Linked DNA regions of Homo sapiens: regions 2 and 3 are each linked to region 1. Evidence: read pairs that join two places in POLR2A ChIA-PET (ENCODE). Cell type or tissue: Panc1. All regions are shown on one strand. Each heading gives the region's core, and the rest is flanking DNA. Links, peaks and the distances in the headings are about the cores only.

Evidence for each region. ChIA-PET counts read pairs that join two places held together with the same protein. Peaks named below come from ENCODE experiments on the same cell type or tissue, not always from the same donor. Only the 100,000 strongest peaks of a DNase experiment are listed, where the experiment ranks them.
Region 2: POLR2A ChIA-PET joins it to region 1 with 5 read pairs; 1 of 35 experiments calls an interaction of 5 or more read pairs at or near these places.
Region 3: POLR2A ChIA-PET joins it to region 1 with 8 read pairs; 1 of 35 experiments calls an interaction of 5 or more read pairs at or near these places.

Annotation. Positions count from the first base shown.
Region 1 is chr1:84,848,222-84,855,793 of GRCh38, reverse strand. All of the region lies in intron 2 of LPAR3 (lysophosphatidic acid receptor 3), which reads left to right. Among named protein-coding and RNA genes, the nearest start is that of LPAR3, 41 kb to the left of the region's middle. RefSeq lists an enhancer at 1,122-1,371. In Panc1, for the core only: no CTCF peak of the experiment used is centred there; a DNase peak (open chromatin) is centred at 3,733.
Region 2 is chr1:84,396,082-84,403,653 of GRCh38, reverse strand. It overlaps DNASE2B (deoxyribonuclease 2 beta), which reads right to left and starts at 5,170. Exons shown (of 6, transcript NM_021233.3): 1 at 4,965-5,170; 2 at 1,576-1,753. The coding sequence starts at 5,089. In Panc1, for the core only: a CTCF peak has its summit at 2,458; no DNase peak of the experiment used is centred there; H3K27ac peaks cover 314 bases.
Region 3 is chr1:85,547,342-85,554,913 of GRCh38, reverse strand. It overlaps a transcript of DDAH1 not described here. Among named protein-coding and RNA genes, the nearest start is that of CCN1, 30 kb to the left of the region's middle. In Panc1, for the core only: no CTCF peak of the experiment used is centred there; DNase peaks (open chromatin) are centred at 3,713 and 3,923; H3K4me3 peaks cover 816 bases; H3K27ac peaks cover 4,000 bases.

The sequences.
Region 1 (7,572 bases), core at 2,199-6,198:
ACTGTTTCAGACACCTCCCTTGGCAGTCAGTTTAGAAGTGCTTTTCCCAAATCAGTGTTCTTGTTTCCAATGTAACCACTGCCCTGCCCTCTTACTTCTTCCATTTCCTCTGGTCCAGACCCCTTCAGTTCCATTACACCAAATGCACTCAGCTTCTTTTATTCCCCTCTCATGCCCCCTTCTTCAGAACTTCTGGCTTTTCTTCTTTTTAGAAAACTGAAACCTTCCTCTTAAGCTGAAACAAACAATTATTGAATATTTTCTGAGTGCAAGGTGGAGAAACATTTCTCAAATTTGACCTCTTTGAAAAGAAGGTATAGGGAGAGGTTCCAGTACCCAACTACATCCAACCCTCCTGCCAACACCCAGCCTCCTGGAAGGTTTCATGTTCCAGAACTCAGGAACACCCTCTCTTAGGGCTTTGATTTCTGCCAAAGGAGAAATGTGGTCATCGTCTGTGACTCAGGCGTCATATCACTGGGCTAATTCAACATCTGGAATAGTATGGTGTGTGCTGGCCAATGGTAGAATTTTATCAAATTCCATGTTAACATTGTACTTCGAAAATTTCAGCTGGGGACTACTATGTTCATTGTGTATCTATGGCAAACATGTTGGGTGGGAACTGGGAGTAAAGGGTGTTTGCTGGAATTATGCCCTGTCGTGGACCTAGGGATCAACACAGAAGCTGGGATAAGGGGTAAGGGAACCAAGAGTTATTGGCAGGAGTCATCTTCCCTCCTGCACTGACAGTTGTCCCTCCAGCCCAGCCACCTGCTCTCCCTCACCACCAGATTGTTGTTAACTCTGCAGAGTATGTGGCGGAAAGATCCCATTACCTCAAAGAATCAATACTGTTGAGAGATTTGACCAAGTTCACTTTGTAAATTACTGCAGCATTGTGGCTGCAGCTCTGGACCTTCTAGTTCCTGCTTCTTCTAGTGGGTCCCAACTTCTTGCCTTGGCAAAATATACCTGTCCTTGGATGCCTGAGTGACAGTGAATCACAACAGGCGTTGTTTTCATCAAGTCAGAGAATTTACTGCTCAGTGGTGAACCTATTTTATTCTTTATGTTTTTTTCTGCATTTTATATTTTCTCATCATAAACATTTATTGACTACCTTGCTAGGTTTTAGGCAGTGTACTAACTATGAGACATGGCCTCTACCCTGAAGGCACTGTGAATCTGTGCTTGCTCTAGTGGTTTATGGTTGTCAGGAAATGACCAAGATTTATGAGTCAACGGTTGTGTCACATGAGAGATAGATGACATGGAGGCAGACCTGTTCTGTGTGGCTTTTCCTGTGTGTGACTAATAGAGAACCCTATTTCCAGGCTTATTTGAGGAAATGAGAAATGTACTCAAAAAAGATAACTGAAGGCACAAAGAAATATACATAAGGGCTGAATGAGGGGGCCTAGGCTGAAAAAATGCTGTGGGCTTGGATGGTCCATGGAGGCCTCTTTGAGAAGGTAGAATATAAGCCTGATTTCAGTGTAACAGGTGGAGAGGAAAGGGGAAGGCATTGCAGATAGGAGGAAAGGCAGGGTGGGAGACAGGTATACATATGTCTAGGGAGGCCATGCCAGGGCCGTGGGTAGAAAGGGGAGACTGGGCAGACTGATTTCTGGAATAAGGAGTTTGAATAGTAATGACAATCTGGTTTGAGAGACATAAGGGAGCCAGAGACTGGAAGGCCTTGGATCCTAGGGTCCTGTGGACTTCATTGTCAGATATCTAAGAGAGACTAGGCAGATAACATGGGTATATGAATTGGGTCTGGAGTGGATATAAGGAAATAGGGAGGGGTGGTGCCTGTGGCTAACTAGACAGATCATGCCCTGTGTAAAGACAATCAGTTTCATTTTTTGTTAAAAGACCATGCAGGCCCAATTAAATAGGCCTGTGGCCAGTCTTCAGCCCACAGCTGAACTGCCTCATCTGGCAAGAAAGAGCCCATGTAGGATCTTGAGTGTTGAGAAGGTGGGAGTTGCAAAATGCAAAGCAGGGTTTTAGAAAGATGAGAGGTGGGTTGGAGAGGGAGAGATCACTTAGGAGACAATAGGAGAGTCCCCAGGATCTGGGGATGGGAGGTAGCTCAGATGCCAGAGAGAGGCAGAGCTGGTCCATCATGGTAGATGTTGTAGGAAGGCACATTTGTCAGCAGCAGCTAGAAGGCCCATCGGGGCTGCAGGGGAGGAGAAGAGAAGCAGGCCAGTGGGGCGTGAGCTTATGGAAATCTGGCAGGAGGCAGAGAGAGAAGAAGCAGGAAGAGGGATCCATCATGGGAACTAAAATTCAGAGGCAGGGTCAGGCAAGAGCAACACTTAATCAAGCCTTGCCACTTTCCCCAAGGTCTTTGAGCTTTGCCCTGTCTCATTCCCCAGCTGACCTCCCAATCTTTGCTTTCTTCATCTGGCATGAACTCCCTTAATTTCCCTTCCTTCATATCTGAGTCCACCTGCACAGGTCACATCCTTACCATCCTAGCTTTTCACTAGGGCTCATTCCTTCCAGCCAGGAGCTGGGGGATCCACGAGCCTACTCTTGTCCTTATTCTTGCTTTCCTATGAGCTTGATCGTTCAAAAATGTAAGCCCTGACCTTAACTCCCCTTCTAACTACTGCTCTGTCTCTCCCTCCCTTCACTACCAGACTTTTGTTCTTGGTTTTTTTTTTTTTTTCTTTTCTTTTCTTATTTAGAGATGGGGTCTCCCTATGTTGCCCAGGCTGGTCTCAAACTCCTGAGCTCAAGCGATCCTTCTGCCTCAGTCTCCCAAAGTACTGGGATTATAGGCACGAGCCAGTGTGCCCCGCTGATTTTTTTACTCTTGTTTATTTTCTTTTCTTAATACTTCAAACCGTAGTAAGCTAGCTTCTTCCTATACTACTCTAATACTACTGTGTTTGATTAAGCCACCATTGTCTTCCTAGTTGCCAGATTTAGTGATCTACCTTGACCTTCCTGTTATGTGCCTGCTTGCTTCATGCTCCCTTTGATAGTGTCTTCCTCCTTCTGTTCCTTCTCTGCTGCTTGTCCAGTCTCTCCCATTTCTGACCATCTCTGAAATGCCCTTTGTTCCTTCTCCTTTGGGTCCCCAAGTTCTTTCCAGGTGATTTTACTCCTGCAGCTTGAACCAACCCCTCCATGTGAACGTCTCTCAAAGCAGCCTCTCCATCCTCAGCCTTTCAGGAGATCCCAATCTCTGTTTCCAGCTGCTGTCACGTGCACACCTGGATGTCCTGGAGGCACCACAAGCTTCAGCTGCCCTGCAGACCTGCTCTACCTGTTAAATAGGATCTCTGCAATGGGTTTCATCTGCCTTGCCTTCCAAGCTGGAAGTCTTGGTAGTACCATCTCTCTCACCACCTATAACCAATTAATCACCAAATCTAAAATTATTCACCAAATTGGCTGGGTATAGTGGCTCATGCCTGTAATCCCAGCACTTTGGGAGGCCGAGGAGGGCAGATCACGAGGTCAAGAGATCGAGACCATCCTGGCCAACATGGTGAAACCCCATCTACTAAAAATACAAAAATTAGCCAGGCGTGGTGGTGCACACCTGTAGTCCCAACTACTCGGGAGGCTGAGGCAGGAAAATCGCTTGGGCCCGGGAGGCTGAGGCAGGAAAATCGCTTGGGCCCAGGAGGCAGAAGTTGCAGTGAGCTGGGATTGCACCACTGCATTCCACCCTGGTGACAGAGCGAGACTCCAACTCAAAAAAAAAAAAAAAAAATTAGTCACCAAATCTACTTCAGTGGTGTCTCAGATCCTACTACACGCCTTTAGTCCAAGACTTGCTGTGTGTTGCTAACGGTCATCTCCGTCTGGATTCCCTCCTCCAGCATTTTCTTGCTCCAGGCCTTCCCCCACCACCAGCTGAGGCATTTTCCTAAAAAGCACAGTTAGCTCTGATCTTTTCTTGTCTACTCTTCCAAACTGGATAAAGCCCAAATTAGTTGGGATTACAAGGCTGCTTTCCCAGTCCTGTTCCCAGCCTCCTTTTCTATGCACTCCCCTCACACAGCCCCTGCTTCTGTCATGCCAAGCTTCTCACTGTCCTGCACATGTGCAGTGACTGCCTGAGGCTCCTCGAAGTTTTCTGTAGCATGGCAAACTCCTGTCCATCTTTCAAGATCCGACTCAAGAGTCTGCCTTCTCTATGATATTTTCTCTGACTCCCCAAGGCAGAGTTGATTATCCAGTGCTTCTGTAGTATACTATTTATATATTAAAAGAATTAACTCATAAAAGTAACCCACTCTATTAAAATTTATTTGCTAAGTGCCTCTCTTACCCGACTGTGAGCTTCTCAGGGACAGGACTGTGTGTGTGTGTTTTCACTTGTACAGTGCCTGGCACACAGTAGGCACTCAGTAAATGTTTATATAATGAGCCAACAAACATGCTTATTGGGTGGGACCTGGGGTGGGAACTGGCAGTTAGTGGAGGGTCTGGTCACAAGAACAAAGGTAAGAGGGACTGGGAAGGAGAACGTGGAAGAGAATCGACATTTATGAAGCACTTTGAATTGTCAGGCATTTTTATGGATAATTGTCTCATTTCTAATAACAGCTCATTTCTAATAACAACTCTATTGAGAAAAAAGGGATTTTTAAAAATTGACCACCACTTTGTGCCAGGCATTTATACATACTCTGTTTAATCCTCTTAGAAGGTGATGCTGCCATTATTTTAAATCTGAGGAAATGGAGGCCCAGAGAGATGGAAACCTGCCCCAGGTCATATATCAAGTTGTGGTAAAGGCTCCCCCTGCCCCAGGGCATACCCTCCTCCCAGTGCTGGGAGCCACCATCTCACCAGCCCACAGCGGGTGGGAGAGGCAGCCTGGGTGACAGTGGTTCTGGGCTGGTCCACCCAGACTGGCTCAGCCTGGGTCCTTGTGCTGATCGTAACTACAAGAACTCGTTCTATGTCACCTGGGACCCCTCTTACTAACTCTGCGCATCAGCCATGAATTGCTTCCTGGAATGCAGGCCTCCTGTGTCCTGGTTCTAACCAGTGGTTATCTTGGCCTGAGCCGGGGGGATCTGTGGTACAGAGTTAGCCTGGGTCTGGAATTGACTTCTGTGAGTGACCCAAAGGCATGAAAGATTTCTTTGGTTAGGGTTGGGACTAGAGGTTGGGGGATCTCTAGAGTCCCTGGTGATTGTTAGTTTTGTTTCTTTTTTCCCTTTCAAGGCAACATCTGGCTCTGTCACCGAGGCTGGAGTGCAGTAGTGCAATCTCGGCTCACTGCAACCTTTGCCCCTACCAGGTTCAAGCGATCCTCCCACCTCAGCCTCCTGAGTAGATGGGAGTACAGGCGCACACCACCATGTCCAGCTATTTTTTTTCTTTTTCTTTTTCTTTTTTTTTTTTTTTTTTTTTTTTGTAGAGACAGAGTTTCACCATGTTGCCCAGGCTGGTCTCAGTCTCCTGGTCTCAAGCGATTCTCCCACGTCAGCCTCCCAAAGTGCTGGGGTACAGGCGTGAGCCAGTGCTCCCAGCTTGATTGTTAGTCTTTAACTCCCTCCTTTGTGCGGTGGCTGGTTACATGGGAGGGGGTTCCATCAGGACTGCTGACAGCCTGCTACATAATTTGTGGGTCTTTTGTTCAAAAGGCAGGGGAGATGTGCCACTGAAGGTACTAAAATATAAAGCTCTCTCCCTTCTTCCGCCTGTCTCCTCTGCTCATCCTCATGCTCCTCTGGCTCCCTTACAAAATACAAGTTCAAAGAGAAAATTGTTGAAGATTTCAAGAACGTGACAGCAGAGCTGTCAACCAAGTGCAGGCCCTTCTGAGCACAGATCTGCGTGATCACACAGGGCCGCCCATCCGAGAGGCCGGCCCTGGAATGCTTGGCCTTAGCTAGCCTAGGACCAACCCTACTATGATCCAGGGAGCTTCAGGAGACTTAGATGTCATTAAATTAGCTCTCCTGGGATCATGAGGGTTAGAGGGTTAGCTGTGTACCTTGCCTCTGATCAGCCTCCTTGGTTTTGAGAAGTATTTTCGTTGAGGCCTCTTTGTCTTTTCTAGGGCTGGTATCTTTCCCCAGGGTGAGACTCCTTATCACCAGGCTCGAGCACTAGCAGGAGGGACACTGGTGCTACGTGGCAGAGACCTTCTTCCAGTTATCTTAGCAACTGGTGGATCCCAGGGACTCCCCTTAGAGTTTCTACATTATTGGGCTTTCAGAACTGGACTCACCAATGAGTCAGGGAGACAGTGTTCCTGCTCTCTATCTGTGCTGAGTCTGCCTATCTGGGCCCATGACAAGGCTTATGATAAAAGTGTTATATCCAGAACAGTCTTCCTCATGACTCAGTTTACAGCCTCAGAATCCTATAAATAGGCCCCAGACCAAAGTTCAGGACTTTTCTTTCTTTCTTTTTTTTTTTTTTTTTTTTTGAGATGAGTCTCACTCTGTCACCAGGCTAGAGTGCAGTGGCGCAATCTCGGCTTACTGCAACCTCTGCCTCCCAGGTTCAAGCGATTCTCCTGCCTCAGCCTCCCGAGTAGCTGGGACTACAGGTGCCCACCACCACGCCCGGCTAATTTTTGTATTTTTAGTAGAGACGGAGTTTTACCATGTTGGCCAGGATGGTCTGGATCTCTTGACCTCGTGATCCGCCCGCCTCAGCCTCCCAAAGTGCTAGGATTATAGGCGTGAGCCACTGTGCCCAGCCAGAACTTTTTATACAAGTTAAATAACTCTTCCCTTGGAAGGTCAGTGTTTTCCTCCCCAGGATATGTTCCAAGCTCCTTGGTTCTAGGGCATCTTACAGTTAGGCCTGATGTTCTATTGAGGGATCTCTAGACATTGTACTGTTCTGTTGAAAGATGCTCCAGAGACGTACTGAGTTTACTTCTGAGGGTCCATATGTTGCAAAACATGTAGCAGAGTTCCTAGGATCTGCGTGACTGCTTAGACATCCCTCTGTGACTCCTGACATGTGGCAAACTTAACGAATGCTGTCTCACAGTGGAGCTCTGTGCCTTCTGCTGGGACTGGGAGAACTAGTGAAGATGCTGAGGTGACACAGCAGACCCAGGTTGTTCTGGAGGCTCTACCTGAGTTTGCATGCAGCTTAGAAACTAAAACTGTGTCTTCTCAGTTGCATGGAGTGGACTCTCAGAAGGACATAGAGATTGTCTTACAAGAGGTTAATGCTCATTTATGGGGTGTTAACTGGACCCTTCTTCATTTGTTCCAACTTGGAAAGGAAATATTGTGTCTCTGGTCTAAGGCAACTTGCAGCTCAGGGAGGGTAGCTTTTGGGTGAGCCTGGAGAATATTTTGGCTTCTCAATTCTTCTTTGCTGGCCTCTGCATGACAAGGGATCACACAGGGCCTCCTGGCTCAGGGAGGCTCTGTGAATGTGGTCCACAGGGACAGTGCTAAGAACCGACCACTGGATTCTGTACTTCTGTTATTTGGGAGGGAAAGTGGCCAGCCTCAGGGCCCAGCAGGGGCATTCTGGGGTTCTTAAGTTGAAGGCTTTCTTGGCGGGACCTGCATTTAAGGTGAAGGAAGCTATATAAGATGGTGGCTGGCCACA
Region 2 (7,572 bases), core at 2,334-6,333, 450 kb after region 1:
ATTATGTATTTTCATGTGAAAGTTACACTGAGTATGCCTGCCTCTCTTGCTTCCCCTTCCACCTTCCCCACCTCTCCCATCTCTGCCACCCCCGAGATAGCAAGACCAGCCCTTCCCCTTCTTCCTTCTGCTCAGCTGACTCAACAGGAAGATGACAAGGATGAAGACACTTATGATGATCCATTTCCACTTAATGAAGAGTGAATATATTCTCTCTTCCTTAATGATTCTCTTAATAACATTTTCCTTTCTCTAGCTTACTTTATTGTAAGAATATAGTATATAAGATATATAACATAAAAATTACATGTTATTCGACTATTGATGTTATCAGTAAGGCATCCAGTCAAACTGATGTTATCAGTAAGGCATCCAATAGGCTGTTAGTAGATAAATTTTTAGGAAGTCAAAAGTTGTACATAAATTTTTGACGGCATGAGGGCCGGCACCCCTACCCCAGCATGGTTCAAGGGTCAGCTGTCGTCTGTTTATTCAAAGCAGGTTTGTTGAGACAAATAATTTTGAAAAGCATCTAGAAAAGTGCTTGGCACATCACATGTTCTCAAATAGCCTACAGATAAGCTTTAACTTTGTAGCTTGGCTCTGAAGGCTAGTCTTAATGGCAGGTAAATAACATGAATATTACCACACACCATGACAGTTCCGTGTGTATTTTGAGTAAATACTCAGATACACATGTGCAGTGCCAGAGGCTAAAACAGGATTGTTGTGGGCATTAAATTACTTGACATATGTAAAGGCCCAGCATACAGTCCAGCATATTATAGGAGCAGAGTCATGTTATATATTTACTTGTCTATAAGTTATTGTTAGGAAATGCATACATGAGTATAATTGGATGTTAATCATGGCTTGATTTTACTTGCCACTCCTGGTTGGAAAGCAGTATCTTGAAACTAAGCAACAGATGATGCCTAGAATATTGGGAGCATGCCCATAATAAGCCAGCAGGCCTACTTACCTGTGTCTCTTTGGCTGATTAGCTCATTGCCTGATAAAGTCCAGATATAGCAGGGATAATCTCCATCCAGACAAGTTAGTTCTAGGGCCTTGAACTAGAGTCCTAGTTTTCAACATATCATTTTGAAAACAATTAATGAAAAGGAAGATCAAGTAGAACCCTTTACTGAGCTCACCACCACTGATCAACACCATGATATAAACAATCCATAACTCATAGCATGTTAATCACAGTTCTGTATTGCCCTGTAACAGCAGAGGCTCCTCTCCCTATTTCTATTAGATGAATAAGCAAACTGACAGACATTTTGGCAGCCAGAAGACTTCAATATACAATTAATTCACACCTTGCCTAGTGACACCACTGGACATGGTGCCAAGTAAATTTGGCATTGCTGTAGAGTATGATGACATGTTTCCTCAGGTCTTAGTCAGATTGACTCAGATAGTTGTCTTGAGCTGGTCCTGAGCTAGCTCACTTCAAGGTGCTAGGATTGGGGGTTGGGTGGGTGAACAGAAAACTCTGGTGAAGGCTTTGGATTCAGTTTTATGCATTTTATATTATTCAAGTGAACAATTAACTATATAACATACCTTAGAGGCATATGCTTCATATAGCTGTTGTAATGTCCTTCCCAAAACACTCTTGGTGTCATTCATTAGTTGCTCACTCTTCCTCCAGCTTCTAGTTGTAGAGTCTAGGTACAGGTACTCTAACCCAGTCTCTCCACTTTCCTTGTTTTGTCTTTTAGGTAACTTATAAAAAGTAAACCTAACAGACAAAATGATTATGAATTACTAACATTTATTGACTGTTTTCCTGTGGCAGTAACTGTATTACACACTTTAATATATCTCTCATTTCTGTTTCATGGAAGGCCTCTAAGGAAAGGGATTTGCTCAAGCTCTTTGCCTCTTTCTTCACTCTTATCTTTGCTCCTCCCCAGAGAAGAAAATAAAAATCTGATTGGATATGTTCTAAGACCTTGGTTATACTGGTGGGTGGAGTCCCTGAAGTGGAAGTCCATATACATTGAGAGTGGCTCTTTCTGTTGCTTCCATGATCCATGTGGCTACAGTGGAGAGAAGGCCAAGGCCCAGACCATGCAGTTGGCTGACTGGATATGAGATTTGGGTTTGGGCTTCAGGAGAGGTGGAAGGTACTTTGAGCCCCTGTCATAAGCTGCATTCCTCAGCTCAGTTTATCCGAATACTCTGCCTTGAAGATTCAGGGCTAAAACCAAGTAATTAAGTAGGCCCTTTCCTTCCTTTACTGTTGTTTTCCATTTGTATATCTCCCTTGGATATCTCACAGGGAGGAGAGGTAGCTCAGCCAAGACAGCATTAAGGCATTATTGGATTACCTAGCTCAGCGTTTCTCAGTGTGCTCTATTCACATTTTCAGCCGATCATTCTTTGTTGTGGGAGCTGTCCTGTGCATTGTAAGATCCCTGCCCTCTACCTATTAGATGCCAGTAGCACTGCCAAGTTGTGACAATCAAAATTATCTCCAGACATTATCAAAAATCCTCTGAGGGCAAAATTACCCTCGGTTGAGAACCACTGATCTAGCCAAATACTTTCTAATAGCATGAACCCCACCATTAACCCCTAAACACTCACAGTGCACCAAACATTATAATATATACACTATTACCATACAACAGTGTCACAAACCCGTAAAAGCTGCACACTCTTCACTTGGTCCCCTTCGGTCTTATACTTAATTTAAGTGAACTCTTTCCTGCCCTGCTTATGCTTTCTTACAGGGTCAGGTCCTCACATGTGGCAGGAAACATGAAATTATTCTTTGGTGCTGACTTGATGGTCTCTTTCCTTACCTTTCTCAATAAATGTTAGCAGCTTGGCAACAAGTTGCTTATATTCTCTCTAACAGACATTGCTAAGTAATATGTCCATTCACTTGTGGCAAAAATGATTTTCCATATCAATCACAATTTGGTGGCCCACCAGTGAAGGGTTTGTGAACTATCAGTGTGCCGTGGCACACCAGTTGAGAGCTAGTACTTTTAAACATTTTTCCTGGGTGACTGTCTCTAATTATGTACTCAAGAGTCCTCAGTCTGTTTCTAGCCCAGACCTTTCTGCTGAGGTCCAGAGAAACCTAAACTCAAAGATGTCCCATTAACCCCCAACTCCGTATTTTTGAAACCAAATTTATAATATTTTGCTCCAAATCTGCTCATCCCACACTATTAGGGAACATATTCATGCAGTCTCAGAAGCAGAAGCCTAAAATTATTTCTTTCTTTTTCTTTCTTGTTTTGTTTTTTGTTTTTTTTTGAGACGGAGTCTCATTCTTGTTATTCAGGCTGGAGTGCAATGGCACGATCTTGGTTCACCACAACCTCCGCCTCCTGGGTTCAAGCAATTCTCCTGCCTCAGCCTCCCATGTAGCTGGGATTACAGGCATGCGTCACCATGCCTGGCTAATTTTGTATTTTTAGTAAAGATGGGGTTTCTCCATGTTGGTCAGGCTGGTCTTGAACTCCTGACCTCAGGTGATCTGTCTGCCTAGGCCTCCTAAAGTGCTGGGCTTACAGGCGTGAGCCACCACGCCTGGCCAACCTAAAATTATTTCTTAACATCTCCCTTTCTCCTACTGGCTGCAGCCCATCCATCACCAAGTCTTCTCAGCATGTCCTTCTTTCTATTTCCATGACCGCTTCTTTAACTCAGGTCTACACCTCTTCTCACCTGTAATGCTGCAAAAGTGCTCCTGGTCTCAGTGATTCTAGGCTGCTCCCCATCCATCCAGCCCTCATAGTACTGCCAATGGGTTTCCTAAAGTGCAAATCTGACCATTCACACCCCTGCGTGAAGTCCTCCAATAGCTCCCTTTCAATGTCAAGTTCAAACCTTGTAGCTCAGCACACAGACCCCTTGGCTGTCCCCACCTCTCTAACCTCACCTCCGGTCATCTTCCTGTATTCTCCTGAAGTTCCAGCAATACCAAACTACTTTGCAACTCCCAAATTTCCATGTTGCTTCTTGCCTCTCTACCTCCTCATTGCTCCTTCATTGGCCTGAGATGCTCTTGCACATCCCTTCTTTTTCCAGCTACTTCTTAATTGTTCTTAAAACTTAGCTCAAAAATTACATCCTTAGAGAAGTTTTCTGGGCTCTCTGTTCCCCAGTGTTCCACCTATGCCCTTACCACATAACTGTGAGGTCCTTGAGGGTAGGAACCATGTTTCGTTCATATTTATATTTTCAAAACTCCACACAGACCTCTGTTGAGCTCAGTAACTGAGGAAAGACTGACTACTGCCTTGAGTATATCTGTGTTCTGTAGCCTGAAGTTTACACAAAAAGCTTGACACCAACCATTATGGCAAACCTAAATATCCCAATTAAAGGGTGAAAAAGTAGTTAAAGCTTTAGGAGAACCCATGACTATAATGCAACACAGCATTTAATGTCTTTGACACTGTACAACAGGCCAGTGGCCTACGTACCAATCATGGCAACAGCTGCCTCTGCTTCCAAACAAACCGATGTTAGGCAAACAGTGCTGTGTGTGACCAGGTCCCCCTTCTCTTTCTCATAAGGAGCAGCACATGCTCCATTTTCAGAAAAAAATAATCTGCCTTCTTTACTCTGTCAGTCTTTCAAAGGATGTTGGAAGTGTTCTGTTAGGAAAAGCCATGATGTAATTAAAAGAAATTGCCAGCTCACAGAAGCTGTCAGCTCAATCCCACTTCTGTGGCTACCAGCCTTGCCCCGCTGAGAACAGTGAATCAGGCCCAAGAGGGGCTGCTCAGCTCTTTTTCAGGGGGAAACTCCGTCACTCAGAAGCCTACCCCTGCCTGGGAGTTTGGCCGATTTGCACACTTTAACTTCCTTTATTTGTAAAGGGAGGAAAGAGAATGGACATTCCCCTTAGGAACTTCGCAGTGAGCCAGGCCAACTCTGTACCGAGGCTGTTTGCATGCAGCAGTCCTTCCATTTCATTTACCTACCAGTCCACAGCTTTCCCTTCTTCATTTCTGCATGAAATTGTTGCTGCCCCCAGCACCCCAAAGAGGCCAAGGAAGAGCAAAGCAAAGGATGTTCTTAGCAGTCTTGCCATCATTTTCTGTTTCATTTATTTCATGCCACAGCAGGACACTTTCCCCATAGATTGTGGAGTCTGAGTTTCAAGGCGCTCTCAGGCTGTGCTGGCTCTGACGTTTGATTTGATTTACCTGTGCTGTTCGCTGTTCGGGGCATTTTCAGAGTGGGATGGATCCCATGTAATTGTGCGATTCTGTCACAACATGCCAGCGTGACTCTGGATGCCTTTGTGCTGAATTGTTGACTGGTTTGCAAAGTCATCAAAAAGTTCTGCAGAAAAATAGGGAAAGATAGTTCACTCTTTGGAGTGAACATTGTTGTATGAAATTCATTGGGCAGGGGGACTTCATTTTAATAAGTAGATGTTAAATATATTTCATGTCTTCTCCTGTTTGACTCAATGAATGAGAGCAAATGCAGGTGGTTCGTACATTAAACAGAAATGATAAAACCTTATGTCTTAGTAATAATTAGGATCTGTCACTTAATAATCTCTGTCTTAAGGAACCAGTTGCTAAGGGATACTTCAAAGGGTTGCTTCAAAGTAACAGTAAATTTAACTGTATTTTACCAAAGATGTTTACATATTCTCTCCATCTTCCTGGTTTTAGCCACTCAATGTGGTGCTTCAGGCTGCTATGCAATAGGTAAACATATTGATCACCCACTCTTCAGGTTAATAAAAAATGTTACAAACATCTATTTTGCCCAAACTATGCTTTCTCATTCTCGAAGCTGAATCTGAAGTAGAAAACCAAAATAAAATGGCCCACTACCATAACAACTATAAAAAGGTGAGACCAATTTCTTTGTGAATCAGGGAAGGAGTAGATAGACATATGAAAATAATTTCTTTAATGCATACTTTTGCATCAATTATTAAAGCTGCCATCATAATAAATAGCAGTTTACATCATGCCTGGAAATAATGCTGCCCCTAATCTGTCTCTCTGATAATCACAATGATAACTATAATAGTTCCAGATCAGAGGATCCAGACCAAACTGAACCCTTGTAAATCAGATTACCTCTGTGGTTGCACTAGAACTGTTCACAATTCTCAGGATTCATAGAAAAGGGGAAGGCTTGTGTCTCTATCCTAAGACAGAGTTTTGGGAGGAGGACTCTGTACCACCTGCCCAATTACCTGTGGTGCCTGCAAAAAAGGCAGAATTCTAGGACTTATTCCAAACCTGCTACATCAGAATTCTTCCAGTTGGGCTCAAGAATCTATATTTTTAATAAGCTTATTGGTGATGCTGGTGTACCCTAAAGTTTGAAACTCACTGCCCTGAGGCCAAGACTATGCTGTATTTGGTAGATTCACAGCTTTCTGCAGGTTAAATGAAGAAATATTTTTCTTACCCATTCCTCCATTGGTATTATTATTATTATTATTTTGAGATGAAGTTTTGCTCTTGTTGCCCAGGCTGGAGTGTACCCACCTCGGCCTGGGAATCCATCCACCTCGGCCTCCCAAAGTGCTGGGATTACAGGCATGAACCACTGTGCCTGTTCTCATTTTGTTTTATATATTTTCTTCCTGTGTTCAGAAAAAAGGATTTCAACAACCCCAACCTTTTTGTCAATTTTTAAAAGTTTTTTTAAAAATTATCAGCTGGACGCAGTGGCTTATGCCTGTAATCCCAAAACTTTGGGAGGCTAAGGCAGGAGGATTGCTTGAGCCTGGGAGTTCAAGACCAGCCGGGGCAACATAGCAAGAATGTATCTCTACAAACAATAAAAAAAAAATTAGTCGGGCATAGTGGCACATGCCTGTAGTCCCAGCTGTTCAGGAGGCTGAGGTGGGAGGATTGCTTGAGCCCAGGAAGTGGAGGCTGCAGTGAGCCATGATGGTACCACTGCACTTTTGCCTGGGTGACAGAGTGAGATTGTCTCAAATATATATATATATGTATGTATGTATGTATGTATGTATACTGAGAGAGAGAGAGAGAGAGAGAGAGAGAGAGAGAGAGAGAGAGAGAGAGATTACTCTTCTCTGTTAAAGTAAACACAGAGTCTTGCTGTGTCGCCCAGGCTGGAGTGCGGTGGTGCAATCTCAGCTCACTGCAACCTCCACCTCCCACGTTCAAGTGGTTCTCCCACCTCAGCCTCCTGGGTAGCTGGGATTACAGGTGCCCACCACCAGGCCCGGCTAATTTTTGTATTTTTAGTAGAGATGGGGTTTCACCTTTGGCCAGGCTGGTCTCAAATTCCTGACCTCAGATGATCTACCCGCCTCAGCTTCCCAAAGTGCTGGGATTACTGGTGTGAGCCACTGCACCAGGCCAAAATAATTTTATTTATTTACTTATTTATTTACCTGTGAGACTTTTTGGTATTACAACTAATAATAGAAACATACCAGTAGGATTCACTGATGCATTTAGAGAATGTAAGCAAATTGTTTTCAGTTATGTAGGGCTAAAGACAGTTTGTTGAGTAGGATTTAAAATCATTCCTTTTTTCTTCTCCTTATTACACTTAGCACAGTGCCTGGTAATAGTAAGT
Region 3 (7,572 bases), core at 2,334-6,333, 700 kb before region 1:
TGTTAATAGACTTATTAACATGTATGCTAGTAGTCAAGAGTACTGAGAAATGCCTGTGCAGGCAAAGGTGTCTTGATTCAGGACAGGCAATGTGAGGTACTGTAGTGATTAGCAATGACTGACAGTGCACTAATCACAGCCCTTGTTGAGCAATCAGTCTTCATTAGGCTCCCCAAACCAAAACTGACCCAAAAACAATTGATTCTTTCTGGCTTTAAAGCCAATTTCTCCATTTGTTTTGATTTGAGGCTTTTTAACGCTGAATCTGTGTGTGAAAGGCCCTTCTGTTTAATATTTTAGTTGCAGTGCAGTTAATAAATCCTTGACTTTATTCTAAAAGTAGAGACAAAGTTAAGACTTCTCCAGGAGACTAAGGAATCTTAATATTTACATGAGGGAAATATACACAGTTATAATCCTGAAAATTATGCAATTTCCAGTCATTTAAAAATCACCACAAAATCTTATTCTTATAAAAATCTAGCTTAAAGCACATTCTCAGTCAGAATTCTGGCTTTAAAAATATTCATTGAATAAGAATACTAGAGGTCTTTGGAAAGTATAGGACATGATACTGATCTCTTCTCCCAGTAAAAGAAAGCTGCTTTAGAGATTAAAAAAAAAAAAAAAAAAAAAACTCTTACAATTTCCTTTTTAGGAAAACTACGAGGGCCTGTACATTGGTCTTGAGCTGGCCTCTCTTTCAGGCATGAATAGATCTAAATCACTGTGAGAGATCTTAAAGATGGTCCTTAGGAAAAAGAAGCTATTGTGAACTCAGAAAAGAGGAATGTTCCATTTAGTGCTCAAAAGAATGGTTGAAAACTAGTGGAGGACATGTTGGTGCTAACATTTAACAAATGAGTTCCATGGAATGCTGCTAAGTGAGATGTAACATTGTGTGAGCAGCAAGTATAATCTTCAAGCCAAGATGTCCAGGGCAGGCACAGAGGCCTGGGCTTCCTTATGAACCAAGACAGACAACTCCCAGCCAGAATCCCCAGAAAGTCCCTCCATGGAGAGTCTGGCAGACTAGCTCCAACTCTGCAGCCTTTGAGCTCTCTCACTACAATGTTTCAGAAGGAAGGAGAGTCCAGATCACATATCCAGTTATGTAGCACCTGTGACCCCTTAGTGGCCCATTGCCTCACAGTAAACACTACCACCAATATTGCTGACAGTCCCCAGATGCAGTGGATTCATACAACAAATATCAGACCTCTAGACTGTACTGTCTATCAGAAATGAAGAATCTGTTCATGCCTCTGACCTCCAATTTGTGCTTCTGCCAAGTGCAGTGAGCATCTGCAGGCCTGTGTCTGTCTGCCTGCTGTCTATGGTTAGGTCAGCAATAGTGCCCTTTGCTGGTAACAAACCTCTGGGCCTCCAGTTTCTTCTGGCCTCATCTTCATAGTTAGGACCCAGGTCACTCCCTGTTTCTCACCAAGCAACTACATGATTTCTAGAGATCCCAAAAGTTTTAATCTTGAACAGTGATTTTGACTCTTTCAGAAGACTGGTTAGCTTTAGGAATAAAAAGCAGAGTAAAAAATTCACTCTCTGGCTTTTCCAGTATTTACTGCTGTGTAATAAACTACCCCCAAACTTAGTAACTTAAAACATGGATTTTGTGGGCCAGCAGTTTGGCAAGCCTCCTCTGAGTGATTCTACTGTTCCTCCTGGAGATGACTAAGGTCACTTATTGGTACCCAGCTGCTAGCTTGGCTGGCTGAGCGGTTCTAAGGTGACTTTACTCACACATCTGGTACCTTGGTAGGGGTGGCTGGAAGTGTGAGCTCACCTGGGACTATCTATTGGAATACATAATGTGGTCTCTCCAGCACCTTAGTCTCAGGGTGGTTGGATATCTTACATGGCAGCTGCCTCCCCTCAGAGCAAGAATTTCAAGAGAACAAGGAGGAAGCCCTCTTTTTTTTCTCATCTAGCCTCAAAAGTCCTGCTACATTCTGTTGGTTTCAAGCAGTCATAAGGCCATCCCAGATGCAAGAGGAGAGAAGTTAGGCTCCATTTCTTGATGCGAGGCTACCTATAGAAGAGCTTAGGAAATTTTGTTGAGGTCATCTTTGGAAAATATAATCTACTTTGGCCTTCAACCTTGTTTTACTTACTTACTGTTCAACTGACTCTGAATACCTGATTCTTGTCCAAGAGTCAGTTATTTTGTCTACTCAAAAGCAAGCTTCTTCCTCCCTTCTGGTCTCCCTTCTTTCCTTTCCACCTAATTAAGAGGCCTGCTTCTAAGAAGCTTCCCACAGATCATCTAAAAGACAAGGCAGAGTTCATGGGTCTTAGCTGGAACCAGCAAGATGATATGGGTCAGAGGAAGATATAATGATGATGAGAAGAATTAAGGGAGCTTCCTTGAGGAAGTGGCCATTATGCTAGACTTCGTTGGACAAGTAGAATATGATACATTGAGAATAGGGGAGAAAGGCATGTCATTCCTACATGAGCAAAGGCACAGCAATGTAGAAATGAAAGGTATATTGTACGAGGAAAAGCTAAGAGTACTAAAGAATTGGGGATTCAGATTCTATAGCCGTTGAGAAACCAGGTTTTTAAGTTGTGTTTTAAGATGAAACTCTGATAGCAGTGTGGAAGATGCACTGGAGAAGTGAGATTGTAGAGAAAAAAAGATGACCAGAGTATGTAGAGGGCTAGTGTATCCAGGTGAATGGAAAGGAGAGGGCTTTCTTTCTCTTCTGGTCTATAAAAGAAACAGTAGCCATGACTTTTTCCAGAGATAATAGCTGAAACCAGTACTATTCATCACTAGATTTGGGCCTTCTTTCAGCAAAGATTTGTCCAGTTGTATTTGGATTGGATATTGGGTAGGACAAGTTATCCCCTTGGGATTTCATCCCACCTCTCGCACCCCTTTCCCAGTGAATCTATGCCTCAGCCTCCTTGGAAACCTTCAATTTCCCAAGTCCACTTCAAACTCTTGCCCTAGCTAAGAGGGCCCAGACCCTCAGCTGTTTCTTCCCCAATCCTCTAAACTCTCTTTTTTGCCAACCCATAGCCATTCCCTGAGCATGCCATGCTCTATCTCACTGCCACATGTTTGCATATGATCATCTCTCTACCTTCTTAGCCATCAGTTAACACCCAACTGAAATGTCACCTCTGTGAAGCACGATGCATAGGCTACTGCCTTCTGATCTCCCAAGATGTTCTCTCTTCTGTCATAACATCTGTCCCATTTTAGCATCATGTGTATTTCATGTTTATTTTTGTGGATTAGACTGAGCCCCTTGAAGGAGCAGAAAGCTCCTTATCATCTTTGTATCACTAATGTCTCTCATAGGCCCTAGCACGGAGTAGGTGATCAGTAAATGTTACAAGAAGGAGTGAAAGTTGAAACTTCACTTAACTCATATTGGTCTGTGTTTCTGATCTAGAAATCCTAACACTCTGAATGAGCAAGGGGTTGGTTCCATTCTGTGCAAACAGTGGTGGTTAAGTGTGCTCAGAAGAAGCTGGGTTTCTGTTGACATACAGTTACCGAAGTAATCTGGGAAATTAGCCAGTGAAAACCAGCAGATCCCAGAGTAGTAGAGCTCTGTTCACAAACCTTGTTTATTTCTAACAATCCGTTTCCCAGAGGTATCATGAGCAGCCCAATTGCCATGTCTCTCACACCCCAGCAACTATTAAAACCAGCAATTCCCTGCCTGGTTTCAGAGTGCAGAGCAGCCCCATGTAGTCCCCTGGATTGTCAGTAACATTTTCTTTTCTGAAAGCCTGACATTCATGAGTAGTTTAGGTCATTGTCAACTTCTGTGGTCACCTTTTAAAAGCTAAGGTCATACATTCATAAAATCCTTCCTGACATTGTGTGGATAATAGCAGGTAACTCAGCTTATACATAGACTAAGCCCTGAAGAATGCTCCGTGGGCAGAGCTCAGCTTACTTGAGAGAACTTTGTTTGCACAAGGTTTCAGAGCTTGGGTAGAGAAGATGTTTTCCTTTTTACCAAGAACTCTGCCATGAACAGCTTTATGTAATCCAGTCAGTGCTAGCAAGTTGTTGCTGCTTTCAAATGGCTAGAGCAGATAGATGACACGTCTGCCTTCTTAAGCCTCAAGTTAATACATACGTGCTCAGGGAGAGCCTCTAAATGGTGTGTGTGTGTGTGTGTGTTTTTTATTATTACTTACTTGGGTTATTCACTGGGCTTATTAAACAATGGTCTGTAAAGATGTAACATTTTGCATCTTCCTGACTAAAATGTTTGACTTAATTTTACCCCCTAACACCCATGCTGCCTCTCTCACTTAATTTCAGTTTCAGATGTTTTCACCTCTAAGGAGACACATTTATGAAAATGACAATTTTTAAAACATACCGATTATGGGCAATTCATCACAACACCAAATAATTCTCCCCTTTAAGGGGAGCTCTTAATTATCCTTTAAGGACGGAGCTCCCTATTTTAAGAATCACCAAGAACTTGGAGCAGAGTAGTTCAGGAGGTGGGGTGAAGGGAGAGGGGCCTTTGGAGTGGGCACACTTGGCAGCCTCATGCTACCGCTGCTCCATTGACCAGAACCTCTGGGCCTCAGCTTTTCTTTGGATGAAACCCTCATCACAGATTTGGTATAGATTGAATAATGTAACCCTTAGAAGAGTCTCAGCAAAGATTAATTTCTGTCCTTGTTTCCTAGACAGGTCATTAGGTCTTGGGAGGGGTGAAAGGAGCAGAAAATTTAAACTAAAGAGTTAGGAAACAGTGGTAGTTGGGCATATCTAAAATATAGAATATGTAAATATGTAAATAGAATCCAATTGACGGTAATTTGACTTGCAATTTCCCAGGAACACATCTACTATACCAGACATGCTGAGGATTTTATGACACTGTAGCTACATTTAGTCACCATTTTAAAGAGCCCCTTGGCAGTATAGATTCTCTAGCATCATAGAATATTCTATTATAGAAATTAAAGGTCTGGAAGAGCTCTGGGTTCCAGTGAATGGATCCCCAGTCGAAGTGTTAATGATATAAAACTTGTCCACTTATATTTACAAATGATTACTTAATCACTCTTCCAAGGTGGGAAGAATAAACTCATTCTACTGAAATTTAATTTATATGATTGAATGAGAAATAAGAGATTAACTCATATAAATTAATGCTGAATATTTTTGGAATATCTTCTTCTCTTAAAGCTCAAAGACACTCTTATTTCTCTTAACTCCTTTCTTCATCACTGATGGAAGTTTTAAAAACGTTTGTAATTTAAAAATGCAAAGCACAAAGAACATAAATATTTGGCAGGATATCCAAGATTCAGGCTTAACAGAAAGCAGGAGAAAAGATAACAGCCCTTGATGATGGAAGCAGAGATGAACCAGGTGCCTTCCGTGTCCACTTCATGGTCTACATCTAACACAAGAAGTCTACATCTAACACAAGAGTGGTATGGTCCCTGAGCAGCAGCATTAGCATTCCCTGGGAACTGTGAATAATGTAAAATCCCAGGCCTCTTTCCAGATCTATTGAATGAGAAACTGTGGCAGAGGGGTTCAGCAACTCTTGTTTAAACAAGCACTCCAGGTGGTTCTGAGGATGGTAAAATTTGAGAACCTTTAGTCTAGAAGGAATTTTGAAGAATAGAAGGACATAACATTTAGAGTGGTGTAGTGTAATAAAAAGTTTATTCCATGCTGAAAGAGAGACAAAAATACTTAGCAGTCTGTACAGTGCTTAGATAATATGGCTTTTGACTAAAAACCTTTATGAAAACCCATGCTTTCATACAGAGTGACAGTTTTAGGAAAAATCTCAAAAGTTCACTTTTCATAGCTTGCCACATAATACAAAAATGTTTCAACTGCCCAATTTGAGTTCTAGCCTAAGTCTTTTCTGTGGAACCAGTTCCATGAAATATTTAAAATATTTATGTAGAACAGGAGTTCGATGCCCAGATATTTTCAGGGTACCCCAGGCTCTGCAAAATGAAAAAGGTTTTCTTGCTAAGTCTTATAATAAGGAGACCTGTTTCATTTTGTGTGATCCAGTGCTCTGGAGGACTTCTCAGAGCTTACACTATGTGAATGTAATTATGAATCTCCAAAAGAGGATATTCACTTTTGTGTATGGTGGCTCTTTTAGTTTATGGTGTTCCTCAAACTTCTGTGAAGCATCTCTTAAGACCAGAATTCTGCAGAATCCATTTTGGGAAATGCAAATCTAAATTATAGAATGATAGAATTTCTGGCTTGGAGCTATTCCTAGGGATCAACCAGTTGAATCCCTTACTTCTGAGCACCTGGCTTGCTGAAAGTCAAAGTGAATTATTCTGAAGCTACTCTTTATCTATAGTTTGTGTTGTTATTAACCCTTGCAGATATGAGATTCTTCTTTAAACATAAAATTTTATGGATAAACATCCACCCCTTACACATGTGTACATGGATGAAAATAGGTAAAATGTTTTACACTGGTTAATTAAAAAGTGACCTAATGCTGGGTAATTATAGTACAAGCTTTGGAGTCAGATGCCAGCTCCATTATTTATACCAGTAAAACTAAAGGGTGAGTTAGTTAAACTCTTCAAATATCAGTTTCTTATCTCTGAAATGTGGATGACAATTATACCTACCTCCTGGGTGCTAATGAGAGTTAAACAAAATGATCTCTGTAAATGTTCAATAATGTTAGCCACTGTTTTTATTGCTTGATTAAAATATACATAATGAACAAAAGTTACAACAAAATTCATAATGCTTTTAAAGAATTTGTATTTTATTAAGTCAAATTAAATATATTTTGCCACATGGATTTGAAAAAAGGTATTGCATATAAGTGTAAGACATTATTCATTCTACAGTGTTTGGTATGCAAATCAATTTGCAGATCCTTAGCAATAACAGCTATATTTGGGGTTTACAGACTATAGGTTAAGAACGAATGGCCTGTGTCAACTTATTTTATCTACAAATAGACTGTCTATTTTTAAAACATTCACTTCAGGAGAGAACCCTCAGCTTTCTTTGTTCTGTTATTCCTGTGTTTAAACTCCTTTGCAGTTAATTTTTTATAGATCTCTTGGGACATGTTCAAAATCCATTTCCTCTGGTCTTGTCTTCTGCAGACCTGGATGGCCAGTCAGCATCTTCCTCACAGGAATATTTTATTCAGAGTAAAAGCTCTTCTTAAAGAAACCTCTCTATCAATCAATTGCTGTCAATCACTCTTGTGCCCAGTATTTGAGTAGACATCTTTAGATAGACAGAAGTGTTAAACCACTTTTGTCACTTCGAGGAACTTATAATGTAGTTGATGGAATGCAGTCATAGAGAGTATTCAAATGCTATCCTGACAGTACTGGTTGAAAATGTGCTTGATGTTCGGCAAAGGACAAAATCAATGTGGGAGAGTATTTGTGAAGCCCTGTGAAGGCAAAAGCATGTTTAGTGCAAAAACACTGAATAAGGAATCAGGACTAAGGTTCTAATTTACATTTCCAGACTTTGAAACAAACTCACTGTGTGACCCTGGGATAGTCTCAACTTCTCTAGATCTTAGTTTTCATATCTGTAAA